Linked DNA regions of Mus musculus: region 2 is linked to region 1. The links are chromatin contacts, found by Hi-C or POLR2A ChIA-PET in ENCODE. All regions are on one chromosome and are shown on one strand. Each heading gives the region's core, a stretch centred on a gene start or an enhancer-like site at or near the end of the contact. The rest is flanking DNA. Distances are from core to core; before and after follow the strand shown.

What was found. A loop is a pair of places that touch in the nucleus more often than their neighbours do. ChIA-PET counts read pairs that join two places held with the same protein, here RNA polymerase II (POLR2A).
Region 2: a map of regulatory T cell shows a loop between it and region 1 (3-fold over the local background). The contact joins the promoter of Rad51b here to the promoter of Rdh11 in region 1. A Hi-C loop is called at or near these places in 3 of 37 maps with a recorded cell type or tissue (T-helper 17 cell, T-helper 2 cell and regulatory T cell). POLR2A ChIA-PET finds 5 or more read pairs at or near these places in 1 of 5 experiments (embryonic stem cell).

The regions. Positions count from the first base shown.
Region 1 is chr12:79,190,044-79,197,004 of GRCm38, forward strand. Rdh11 (retinol dehydrogenase 11) reads right to left here and starts at 1,812. Exons shown (of 7, transcript NM_021557.6): 1 at 1,683-1,812. The coding sequence starts at 1,747.
Region 2 is chr12:79,294,109-79,300,740 of GRCm38, forward strand. Rad51b (RAD51 paralog B) reads left to right here and starts at 3,174. Exons shown (of 11, transcript NM_009014.3): 1 at 3,174-3,224; 2 at 6,434-6,539. The coding sequence starts at 6,456. Zfyve26 (zinc finger, FYVE domain containing 26) reads right to left here and starts at 2,174. Exons shown (of 42, transcript NM_001008550.1): 1 at 2,118-2,174; 2 at 1,369-1,664. The coding sequence starts at 1,562.

The DNA of each region.
Region 1 (6,961 bases), core at 562-3,061:
ATTTAAAAACAAAAACAAAACATTTAAGAATGAGACAAGGGCTAGGAATATAACAGGGTAAGCATACATAGTTTACCCAGATGCCAAGCCCTGGGTTTGACTACTGACATCACACATTAATATCAGAACAACAACAACAAAACAACAACAGAGCAGAGTTCCAGCAGAGTGAGGATCCATACGTTTGTCTGGTTGGAGTCCTTGCACCTGTGCGTAGGCTTTGCTGGCCTTTCCAAATGGATGAAGCACAAACACAACCCTCAGATTTTCCTCTTCTCTTCTCAATTTTAGGACTAAAAGGATCTGTTGACTCAGAAGTGCGTTTTTAAGGAGCATTTCAACCATTCCACTAAACTTGTTATCTGCAAGCAGCCACTACTTAAGACAAACTAACTTGTGGTACCCAAAGGAACCTCTCTCTCCTCAGCGATCAAGGCCCCTGGCTCTGTGTCTCACGTCCCTTCAGACTGAACTTCAACACTGACAAATCCTGGGGACCAGGAATTGGCTCTTCCTCCTTCCTCTGTCATCATCGAAAACAAGAAATCAACTTTGAAAGCGCAGCTCTGGCCCCACTCTCCCATGCTGGCTCCAACGGGGATAGTAGAGTCCTTAGAGTGCTCGCTTCTAAGACACATTTCACTGGATGTAGCTCCGGTTCATGTTTTGTTGAGATTCTATATGGATATGAAGATCTTGTGGTAAAAAGAAACCCAAGTTTTTACCTGAGTACAAGGCCCATGTGTGCCTACTTATGGGAGCTGTAAGTATTCAGAGAGGAGAGGGGAAAAATGAAAGTAGCCACCAGAGAGAGAAGAAAAAGCAAAAAGAGTGGGAAGTAGGTCTTGGAAGAAAAAATGTTGGTCATGGTAAGAAATGACAGAAGGATGGCACAGCCTCAGCTCCAATAGGAACTATGGCCACGCCCAGAAAGAAGGTGGCGTTTATTACTGGTCCACCGTCACTCCTGGTGACTTACTCAGAACCAATCAGTGGACTGCCCCTTGTGGTAGCCTGCCGCTGATTCTCAGGTGATTACACACACCTCCAGGTTTGGGCTGACCTGACACTTAATTAAGAAACCATCCTTTGACCACGTGGTTCTTCTCCTGGCTCCTAGTAATCTAATTAGGGCAAACAAGCACGTGTTCCTACTCCGAAGGACAATGAATCTTCCCCTTCAGTTGTCACAAACACCTAAACAAGTGAATAACGGCAACAAGGAAGCATGCCCCAGATAACATTGGCATCGGGTTCAGAGAGCAAAAAGTGCAACCCTCCTGTAGTACCTCAAGGGCTGGAGACAAATAGTTAGACAAAGGCTGGTTCAAAGCTTGGGAGTGGAGAAAACAGTTAGAATCTAAAGCCCGCCATACTCAGCGGCTTCCCGAAGCTAGAGAGCAAATAGTGCTAGAGGAAATAAGGTAGGCCAGAAAGAGCAATACAGGATGATGGAGACCTGGAGCGCTTTTACGACCACCTGGGGTCTGACGTCTGGCCGTGCCCACATCCAGGGCACCAGGATCTCGCCTACAGTCCAGTAAACTCCAGATCTTTGCTACCTTAAAGGGCTTCTCAGTCCTTTCCTAGTCTTTCTTTACGGGGGCTAGGGAGAGGGCTTCAGTAGGGATTTTTTATCTTCTCTAAAAGACCTGGCAAGAAAAAGCAACATTCGCACAGACCTGATTTTTGGCGTGACCAAGTACAGGATGAAGGGAAGAGAGAGCAGAAGCAGGAATCCGAACATCTCAGCACCACCGAAGCGCAGTTGAAGTTGATGCTCTAAAGAGGACAGCGGGACTTATGGCTTCTGATCCTAGACACACCCCGGTTCAACTGCAACCGCCAGGGAGCAAAGCCCTCTGGGAAATGTAGTCCTGGATTTGGCGGCCGCCTGGCGGTGATACATTCAGAGTATACTTCCAAGCACTATGAAAAGTTGAATAACACAACCGTGGAGCAATGGTCTTCAGTGGTCCAGGGCCTAGGCCTGTGGGATCGTTGAGCCAGCCCTTCTACCACTCCTCTGGCCACTAATTGACTCTTTGGAAGTCTCGCGGGTTTGCTATCTCCTGGAGCCCAAGTCCAGTGTTTGGTTCAATTTTCCCCAATCATTATTAGGAAATTACATTTTGTCTGGGAGACAGCGTCTGGAAAGTATTCTGAGGTTAATTACAAAGGGCAGGAGCCGTTAGTCGGACAGTTGGTGTGGCGGAAGATGTCCTTCCTCAGAGATGACCTTTGCCCTATGGGGCAAAGCAAGTTAAGACCTCCTAGAGAGTCACGGTTGTGTGTACTTCGATCTATGATAGTATCCTTCATAATTTCCCAAGCCCTTGGTTGTTATTTGATAATAAAATAGTTTCTTGGATGACTATATCATGTATTACTCTTCAAGGAAACAATGCATTTCTCAGATTGGCACAGTTGGTTTTATCACTTTGTCAAAGAGTTTAATCCCGTCTTGAACTAAGGCCAGGAACATTTCTTTGGGAAAAGGCAAACTCCCTGTTCAAACTTTTCTTTCCTTTGAGGTGTACCTCATGGGGATAAACATGAGTTATCATGTTTAACAAGTTTTAAAAGTCATTGTCTGTGGTTTCCCACCTTCACTATTCAGTTTCTGGTTCATTTGCATAATTAATTTCCATTCATTGGAAGATACCTGTTCCACAGTCAAGTTGGAGCCATATACTGTATAGCACCTGGGAAGAAGACATATTCTTACAGATTTAGTATTGGATTATCTAGTAATCATCAGCATTTAACGCTTTCTTAGTGTCTAGTATGTAGAGAGCAGCTCACAGCTCAAAGAAAAAAGTCTTTTACGTATTCTGTTTCTTATTCATTTTATACATGTTTAACAGTATTTCTACAATAAACTGGTGTAGTCTCTGAGAGGTGACACAGACAGCTGTGAAGTACTGCTTCAGGAGTTGTCAAAGCTGCAGCTTTCTCCTTCCTGCTTCAACCTTCAGCCTTCTTGAGACAACTCTTTGGGGATCAGTGAGAAAGAAAAGAGAGAGGGGGTGGTGGGGAAGAATTATAAACACACACACATACATTCACACATGTGACAGATAGAGCAAGGCTCCAACCATTTTTCATACATACATACATACAGACAGACAGACAGACAGACAGATATATACTTACTTATATACATATACACATATACATATACATATACAGACAGACAGACATATATTTATATACACATTCACATACACATATACATATACATACAGGCAGGCCCACACCCAGATAACTTTCTAGTAGCATATTGATGACTTGCTCATAGCTGCCCCAGATGAAGAAACTTGCTGTTTGGCAACTTATGCCTTGCTCAGAGAGTTAGACCAGATGAGATATCAAATGTCTGTGAGGAAAGTGCAGCTCTGCCAAAATGATGTAACATACCTTGGGGAAAAACCAAGGCGGGGGGGGGGGGTGGACAGGCAACATCTGCTATCCCAGGCTAGCAAAGGAACGATTCTCAACATTTCAGTCCCCAAGACCTGGTATCAAATTTGTGAGTTCCTGCAGTCTCTGAGTACCAGGATTCACAGAGATTGCAAAGCCTTTCTACGAGGCCACTAGGGGGCAGGAGAGTGTCTTAAACTGGACTCCCCAAATGGACAAAGCTTTTCAGTCTCAAGGAATGAACTACTTGAAGCCCCAGCACTTGCCCTGCCAGACAGCTACAAGCCTTTCAACTTGTATGTAGATGAAAACAAAGGCATAGCCAAAGGGTATTGATCAGACCCTGGGTCCTTGGAAGAGACCAGGTGCCTATCTGCCTAAGAAGTTGGACCCTGTCTCACGAGGCTTGGCCAGCTTACCTACGTATTGTGGCAGCTGCTGTTTTGCTGGTCAAGGACACAGATAAAACCACCTTGTGGCTGACGTCATTTTTCTTCACCTACAATCCATAACCTGGGCACTACTCCTCTGGCTTTGCCACATAAAACTCCTGGTGCTCCCAGTCAGAATGGCTAAGATCAAAAATTCAGGTGACAGCAGATGCTGGCAAGGATGTGGAGAAAGAGGAACACTCCTCCATTGTTGGTGGGATTGCAAGCTTGTACAACCACTCTGGAAATCAGTCTGGCGGTTCCTCAGAAAATTGGACATAGTACTACCGGAGGATCCCGCAATACCTCTCCTGGGCATATATCCAGAAGATGTCCCAACCGGTAAGAAGGACACATACTCCACTATGTTCATAGCAGCCTTATTTATAATAGCCAGAAGCTGGAAAGAACCCAGATGCCCCTCAACAGAGGAATGGATACAAAAAAAAAATGTGGTACATTTACACAATGGAGTACTACTCAGCTATTAAAAAGAATGAATTTATGAAATTCCTAGGCAAATGGATGGACCTGGAGGGCATCATCCTGAGTGAGGTAACACAATCACAAAAGAACTCAAATGATATGTACTCAATGATAAGTGGATATTAGCCCAGAAACTTAGTATACCCGAGATATAAGATACAATTTGCAAAACACATGAAACTGAAGAAGAATGAAGACCAAAGTGTGGACACTTTGCCCCTTCTTAGAATTGGAAACAATCACCCATGGAAGGAGTTACAGAGACAAAGTTTGGAGCTGAGACAAAAGAATGGACCATCTAGAGACTGCCATATCCAGGGATCCATCCCATAATTAGCCTCCAAACGATGACACCATTGCATACATTAGCAAGCGTTGGCTGAAAGGACCCTGATATAGCTGTCTCTTGTGAGACTAGGCCGGGGCCTAGCAAACACATAAGTGGATGCTCACAGTCAGCTATTGGATGGAGCACAGGGCCCCCAATGGAGGAGCTAGAGAAAGTATCCAAGGAGCTAAAGAGATCTGCAACCCTGTAGGTGCAACAACATTATGAACTAACCAGTACCCCGGAGCTCTTGACTCTAGCTGCATATGTATCAAAAGATGGCCTAGTCGGCCATCACTGGAAAGAGAGGCCCATTGGTCAGGCAAACTTTATATGCCCCAGTACAGGGGAACGCCAGGGCCAAAAAGGGGGAGTGGGTGGGTAGGGGAGTGGGGGGGAGGGTATGGGGGACTTTTGGGATAGCATTCTAAATGTAATTGAGGAAAATATGTAATAAAAAATATTTAAAAAAAAACAAAAACACAAATACACACACAGATACAAACGCGCACACACAGACACTTTCATTATACATACATATATATGTATGTATAATGAAATTAATAAAGAAAAATTAACATTAAAAAAAAACTCCTGGTGCTCAAGAGGTCAGAAGAGACCACTGGCTTCCCTAGAACTGGAATTGCTGAGGGTCATGAGCCACCATGTGGGTGTTGAGAACTAAACCCAGGTCCTGTGCAAGAGCAACAAATGCTCGTAGCCACTGAACCATTTCTTCAGCTCTAATTCTTTTCATTCTTATTAAGTGTAAGCCGATACTATAATTTTTTCCTATTTTACAAACAAGGCAACTAAAGCTCAGCTGAGACATTAAGTTATTTAGCCAAAGAATGATTAGCAGAACTTGAGTTCAGACTTCTACAGAGGATGTCTTGGGCTTCCATCCTTAACATTCAACCATACTGCCAAAAGATGAATCGGGAAGCTTTCTCCCCATACATATACATAATTTTCATATCCATGTGATATTAGCATATAATTTTAGGTGACTTGATATCCTTATCGGTAAGACCTAAAAACTATTAACTAAAGGGCTGGGGAAAGGGCTCAGCAGTTACAAGTACTCTTCACTCTTCCAGTAGACATGGGTTCGGTTCCCAGCATCCACATGATCGTCACAACCATCTGTGACTCCAGGTCCAGGGGATGCAGTGTCCTATTCTGGCCTCTTCAGGTGGTCAGGCACACACACATGATACACAGACATGCATGCAGGCAAAACACCCATTTGCATAATATAAGAATTAAAAAGTAAGAACATTGGTTAAACTAAGAGCAGTGGCACACTCCTTTAACCCCAGCACCCCAGAGACAGAGGCAGACTGATATCCATGAACTGCAGGGCAGCCTGGTCTAAATGAGGCCCAGGACAGTCAGGGCTACAGAGAAACTTGTCTTAAACCCTGCCCTCATCAATAGCAACAATAGTAATAATAAGGCGGGTGGGTTCCTTAGAGCAGCTGCTTCACAGGGAAGCTGGAGCATCACCAGTGGGAGAGATGTTGAGAAAGGCCAGAGAAGGTGGATATGTATCAGATTTAATAAGGAAAGAGCTTATTTTTAAATTTTTAATTAAAACTTTAAAATGTGTAGGAATATTTTGTCTGAATGTATATCTGTGTATCATAGCATGCCTGGTGCCCATGGAGGCCAAAAGAGGCCATTAGATCCCTTAGAACTGGAGGCTCAAATGGTCGTGAGCTACCATGTAGGTGTTGGAAATCAAAGCCATCTCTCCAGGACACAAAGACAAATATTTTAAATGACCAAGTGATTTGAACAAATGTAACCAAAACACTAAACACTGCTTACTACTGTCAGACATTAGGGAAATTTAATTAAAACCACAATAAATATCACTACACTCCTACAAAGAATGGCTAGTGTCAAAAGGCTGACCACATCTATATAGTTTAAGGCTGTTGGCCCTTTGGCTGGGGAAGTCTCTCAGCTAACCTCTAACTTCTCGGCCACTGCTTCCCTTCATATGGCTCTCCCTGCTCTCCCTCTCTGCTCCATCCTCTATCCTGTCATTCTGCCCCAGCCCCAGCTGCCACCTCTTTATCCTACAAAAAGCCTCATTCCTTTCTTATATGAAAAAGCTGTTAGCATAGTGGGAGATGTTCCACAGATCACCCATTCTGCCCAGTTTACATCTTAGTGTCGACTTTTGGGCAGATTGAGGGCAATGTGATCTTCTGGGACCTTCCAGACAGCAGCTTGTTTTTTTCGAGACAGAGTTTCTCTGTATAGCCCTGGCTGTCCTGGAACT
Region 2 (6,632 bases), core at 1,924-4,423, 110 kb after region 1:
CCTTATCCAACTGTATCTTAGCTTTGTAGCTGCAGTGCTGCTATGCTGGCTGGCTATGCTATAGAATTCCCGGGCTCAGGCAATCTTCCTGTTTCATCTTTCAGAGTGTCTGGAGCTGCAGACATAGCCTCCCCACACCTGACTTAGTTTTATTTTTAAGTATATTCCTACAGAGAAAATCACAGTAATGAAGGTTATCTGAAACACACACACACACACTGTCCTTCACTGTTTTGAGATAGGGTTTCACACTGTAGTCCAGGATGGCCCTGAACTCATGGCCAGCCTCCTGCCTCAGTTGAGATGCATGGGTTAAATTTCCATACTCAGCTCCTAAGTGTACTTTTGAACACAGAAAATGAATCAAATATAAAAGAATAAAGGGAGTTCATAGCGATTCACTTATAACTATTTAGTTATAGGAATTCATAAGCCTTACTTTAAGTCAGTAGTTTGGGCAGTAGTACACACCTTAAAGAACTTAATATAAGATCTAGGATGGAGAACTGTGGTTCTCATGAGGCAAGAAGGGGTCATAGTGCAAACATACAGTAGAGTAGCAAGGAGTGAGAGGACTCATGTGTAGTGTGCAGAACTTCTGTATCTTTATTACAGTGGGCGTATATCAACCCCTGAATGGATAAAACTGCATAGTTTTTTTTTTTTATAGTAATGCACTTTTCCTGGTTTTGCTGCTTTAGCACACACAGCTGGAATGAGATGTCACAACTGGGGAAGCTGGAAAAAGCTTGTGCCAACTCTATTGTACTTCAGCCTTTTGTGGGTCTATGATTATTTCACAATAAAACATTTTAAGTCAATGCATTTTCAACTCTTTGTCAGAGCAACACCATCATCAGTCTCGTAAGCAAGAGGAATGAACAGGGTTTGTCTTTTGGAGACAAAATGCAGTTAAGCCATCTTCTATGGATAATAAACAAGAAATGATATTCAGGATCCTTTTGGTAGTCAGGCTTAAACTCAGCTGCAGAGCATAATTCATGGCCATTGGAGTACATTAGATGTAAAATACATTACACAGATAAAACATCAGAATATTGAAATGTGTTCCCCGTCTGCTAACTTTTTAAGATAGTAGCTGACTGGGGGGCCATAAAGACTAGAGTACAGCCGGGCGTGGTGGTGTACACCTTTAATCCCAGCATTCGGGAGTCAGAGGCAGGTGGATTTCGAGGCCAGCCTGGTCTACAAAGTGAGTTCCAGGACAGCCAGGGCTATACAGAGAAACCCTGTCTCGAAAACCTACACACACACACACACACACACACACACACACACAGACTAGAGTACAAACACTGAACCACTATCTTCCTCTCTTAGATCCTGGTAGGAGCGGGGATCGCTTACCTTAGCAGAATGGGACACTGCACCAGCGCCTGTAGTATGTCCTCCACCTTTTGGGGGATCTCTCCTTGTCCCCGGTGTAGTTGAGGTACACATGCTTGTGCCAACTCCCAGTCTCCCCTCCGCAGGCACTCACAGAAAAACTCAAAAAGTTCCTCCTCTGTAGCGGTTTCCTCTTTCCCAAATGGGTAACTCATTTTCCCAGCACAGAGTGCAGGTAGATAGAAAATAGAGGCGTTACGCGAAATACATTCTCAATTTTCTCATCCGTGAAGTACCCCCTAGAAACACCACACGAGCTGAGAAGAAACGAAACTTTAGATGAACCACCAGCTGCTGGCCCGAAAAGAAACGGCAGAACTTACTTTTCTAATGACTGTTTTGGGTTTAATTTGACCTGTTACTATCTCTTTTTGAGAGCCGTCTCTTTCTCTAAGGGGTGTACCTCATCTTCTACCGCAGACCTCACATATAACAATCTTAATATTTTTGCTAGCCTGGGGTGCAGACACATACATTTACTTCCGCATTCCCTCCTGAACATTTTGTCAGGCTACAAATCTCTAGGTTGGTGGATGCCTTGGTAAGGATGAAAACTCCCTTGGTTAGAGCCTTCTGTTAAGACAGAGGCTAAAGATTAGGGGATCAATCTGGGACTGAACTGTGGAGCCGGGAGGCTGGGGGACAGGGATGCTCCCCCTAGCGGGGTCGTGGACAGCACCCTCGCAATCTTCCCTGCGCCTTACACTCACCTGCTCCGGGAGTCGAATGCATTTTCCCGTCCAGAGCAGCCATGTTTGATCCCGGTCAGGTGACAAGTCCCATTGCGAAGAGTGGTGGAACGGGCGGCGATGACGAAAGAGAGCGCCACTCTTATTGGCTCAGGAGAAGCAAGATGCAAATCAAGTGCCGTGTTTGTTTGAATCACGTGATGCCACCTGATTGCTACGGGGACTCTAAGGAAGAGTTAGATCCGCTAGCTACAGGACTGAGGACTCTCCCTAATTATGATTGCTCCTTCTCGCAACATCCACAGTTATTCATTTCGGGGGAGCTGGGGCCAGGAATATCTGTGTTCCACGCTCCGTACCCGCCACTGTTTTGTTTTGTTTTTGATGTCAACATTTTCTCCGTGCCAACCAGTGATAGATGATAGGTTAGCCACAGGAATTCTGGATCTTCCTGTATCATTATTCTATCTAATTCTATCGTGTGTATATCATATATAATTATATATCCATCGAAAGACTGAGGTCGGTACAAAGGAGTTGCAAACGAAAACAAAGAGTGAGCAAAGGCTTTTCACAAATCATGTAATCAAGTCAGTTCTTAAGTTTATTAGTTTTTCTTAACGCAGCTGTTTTAAATACGAAACCTACTTGACTTCTTTTATTTTTTCAACTAAACTGAGTGGTTCTTTTTCAATGTATTTTAGTTTGAGACGCTTTAGTTAGTATTTCCCGGACATTTTCACCATCTAAATGTGTTGAACAGTGCAAAGGAAACACAAAACTCTCATCCCAAAACGGGAATAGGGCATATTGCCCACCCTTTTTCCAACCCCTCAGCCCCCCAAAAGAACCTTCTCTGGCCCAGGAAATAACTTTAAAATGCGATTCACTGAGGAAAAGAATTTCCAGTCAGGGTTTTCCCTCCTCTACATTCGTCTTGAAAGGTTCCGCTCCTCGATTTAAGCAATCACTACAAAGGAAAAATTTAATTAGATTAACCTTCGAGACTGAACTACAATTCCCAAAATACAGCTGGGCTAACCCGAGATTTTCCTGCTTCTGATTGGATAAGTCGCCAGAGTACCAACCAACCAGAGCCCCAGATGTTGCTGCTCGCACTTTTCGCGGGTAATTGTGTGAGGGTGGGGGAAACTTTGAAAGTTCCACGCTGCTGACCTGGTACTGGAGTTTTCTGAGGGGGCAGTTGTGGGGAGGAAGGTGTGTTCATTATCTTGTGCTCCCTCTTGGAGCCTGTGGCTGTTGATACCGGGGTCGCGGAGAGTCCTGCGTGTTGAGCACGTACTCTGTAACGGGGCTCGTCCCTGGAACCCGGACGGGGTCCTGGAGCTTCCGACTTCCTCTAGGGAGGCGAGTGATGCTTGTAAGGTGCTCTGTTTTATTAGGAAGTTTTGCGTCAGGTTTTCTAACTCTTGATACTTCTTCCTCCGCTCTTGGGCAAATTAGGCATCCGGGCAAGTTTAGGGACTGTCAAACTTGTGGTGTTAAGAGCGCGGAATCTGGAGTCAGATCTCTGGATTCGAATGTTGGCTCGATCCCTTGGCTAGTTCGTGTGTTTATTAAAAACATCCGAAGCATTTAAAACTAGTGTCTGGCGCATAATAATGGCCCAATAAATAAATTAACCCCTCAGCCTCCTCAAAATAGCTGGGTTTTGTTGCTTCACTATTTTTATTGAGCGCCTAACAGAAATTCAGTCTGAGATGCTGTCTCCTCTGTCTCGTACGCGCTTACGCACACATCAGGAAGAAAGAAAAGCATACACTATAATAACGCACAGATCAGATTAAGGAAGAAATAAGTGCAAAGTGTGGAGATAGCACTCGAGAGGAAGTGACTGGTTGGCGAAGGGTTTGTGTGGAGAAATATGTGTTTGAGTAACCTAACCTAACGTTGTGGATAGTCACGTTAGAAGAATCACATGTCTATAATGAGTGCCTACCTTGAGCGTTATGCACCAGCTCTGGAGTAGAAATTAGAATCACCGTTGTTTTACACATGAGGACAACTTTGCTCGAAAGACAAGAGCTAAGTAAGAGATGCCCTTTTCAAGTTGAAAAAAAATATGATTGATCATAAAAGTTTGGAAGTTGTCATATGATGGTCCCATGAAGCATTTTAAGCAATGAAACTAACTTTTAAGGGAACTACTTTTAGTAGGATTGTGACATGCAACCTAATTTTTTTCAGACCAATTCGAGACTTCTCCCTGTCTATCTCAGTAGCACGTGCACATAGCAACTACAATACCTGTCACATAAATGTAGTTACTTGAATATATGTCTCTTCATTCTTCAATTGTAAGTATGCAAAAGGGAGGACATAAGCTTAGCATAGCATGTGCTTAATATTGGTGAAAGAAACAAATGAATAGAGAATGTTATATTTGGAGAGTTTATATTATATTTGGGAGAGTAGGGAAAAAACTTGAAGCCATAAGCAGAATCGAGGGCAAGTAGTGAGAGTGGTACTGTTAAATCAGAGTGATTATTGCTAAGGTCTTTGTAATTTGGGGTTGTAGGTGTTTTTTGTTTTTGTTGTTTGAGGGTCTGAATTTATTCGTTATATGATGTTATTGCCTGGAACTACCTTATCTGAGAAGCAGTAGGCAATAGAGTAGCGTATAAATGTTGGTAAATTTTCTCTTAAGGAAACAAATTATCCTTACAAAATTCCAACTGAAAGAAATAAAGAGAATGTATCTTGGTTTTGTGTGGAGAGAGGGAAGTAGAAGATGGGGGATGAAGAGAGAGAGGAGGGTTATTTATTGGGCTATATATAGTGTTGGTAGTAGGAATCTTAATTCTTGTGTGTAGTTTTGTTCTTTTGTGTATAGTTATTGATTATTACTTTATTCCATGGAATAATGAGTTCCTATTATTTCTGGAGGATATTTTGCCATTTCGATGAGACACACAGCCTCTTCTTTGCATGCAATATTACAGAGATTACAACAGTTCTAACTCCCTGAAGACAAATACTTCATGAGTCTCATTAGCTATCTAAGCTATAGGAAGAGCAGAATTTAATTCTACATGGAACAGTAAGAAGCTAGTATAATGAAGAATTTTATTGATATCACTTGATTGAAATTTGTTCTGACTCTTTAGAAAAAGCAAGGGTGAAATAAGATTTGTGATTCTACAGTAGTAATGGGTAAGAGGATAGGTCTCAGGACAAACTGCCTAATGAAACCCTAAATCTGTTATTTATTTATTTTCTGATGACAGTGGGATAACTGACATTTACACATTAGCTTTCTCATATGTAAAAAAGAACATTTTATTTTTATTATAGTCTGTCAAGAATATTAAATATAAGGTTTTGGAGCATGGTTGATATTTAGCAGATGTCTGTTCATTCTTGATCAGTATAGAGTTGCCACTTGGAAATGCATCTTGAAGATTACATAACCAGACAAAATTTGTTAGTAACACTCAGTGTCTTAAGATGTTATAAGTGACGGCTAGTCGTGGTAATCAACTTGATACTTGACCCTCAGGAGAAGAGGGATTGTCTCCATCGGATGGGCCTGTGAGCATATCTGTGGGGACGTTTTCTTGACTGCTAGTTGATGGAAAAGGGCTTGGCTCAGTGTCAGTGGTCCTTCTTATGGTGAGCAAGCTGGGGAAGCGTGCAGTAAGCAGTAGTCCTTTGTGGTCTCAGCTTCCTTTCTTTCTTTCTTTCTTTCTTTCTTTCTTTCTTTCTTTCTTTCTTTCTTCCTTCCTTCCTTCCTTTCTCTCTTTCTTTCTTTAGTTCGTTCGTTTGTTCATTCGTTCGTTTTTCGAGACAGGGTTTCTCTGTATAGCCCTGGCTGTCCTGGAACTCACTTTGTAGACCAGGCTGTCCTCGAACTCAGAAATCCGCCTGCCTCTGCCTCCCTGTGAGTGCTGGAATTAAAGGCATGCGCCACCCCGCCCGGCTTCTCAGCTTCCATTTCTGCTTCAAGCTCTTGCCTTCAGCTCCTGCCTTGGCTTTCTGAGACAAAGGCATATAATCTGTAAGCCAAATCAAACTTTTCTTCTCAACTTGCTTTTGGCCAGTGTTTTATTACAGCGACTAAAGGCAAACTAGACTACTATGTAAATGGGAAGCACTGTTAAAGTCAAGTAATAGCAAAAGATTACATGGCCTGGATTTTTTGAGGTTGCTTACTTTCTCTGTGTACCCGGTTGTAAGTGTCTTTCCTACTTTTTTTATTAGCATTTTTTTTCCATGTTTTGCTTTGCACATAGAGAAGTTTGAAGCACTTTATTTTGTAGGGTGTTTTGTATAATCTGTCCACCATCATTTTTATTGTTTTCTTATGTTTTTTCAAGATTCTTTGGGAGCCCTGGAAACATGAGCAGCAAGAAACTAAGACGAGTGGGTTTATCTCCAGAGCTGTGTGACCGTTTAAGCAGATACCAGATTGTTAACTGTCAGGTAACAGTCATGCACTTTTACTTCAATTTTATGCACAAATTAATTTTAATTGTAATTAGTAACTGTTAAACTCGGGTCAGAAAGATTTAGGGT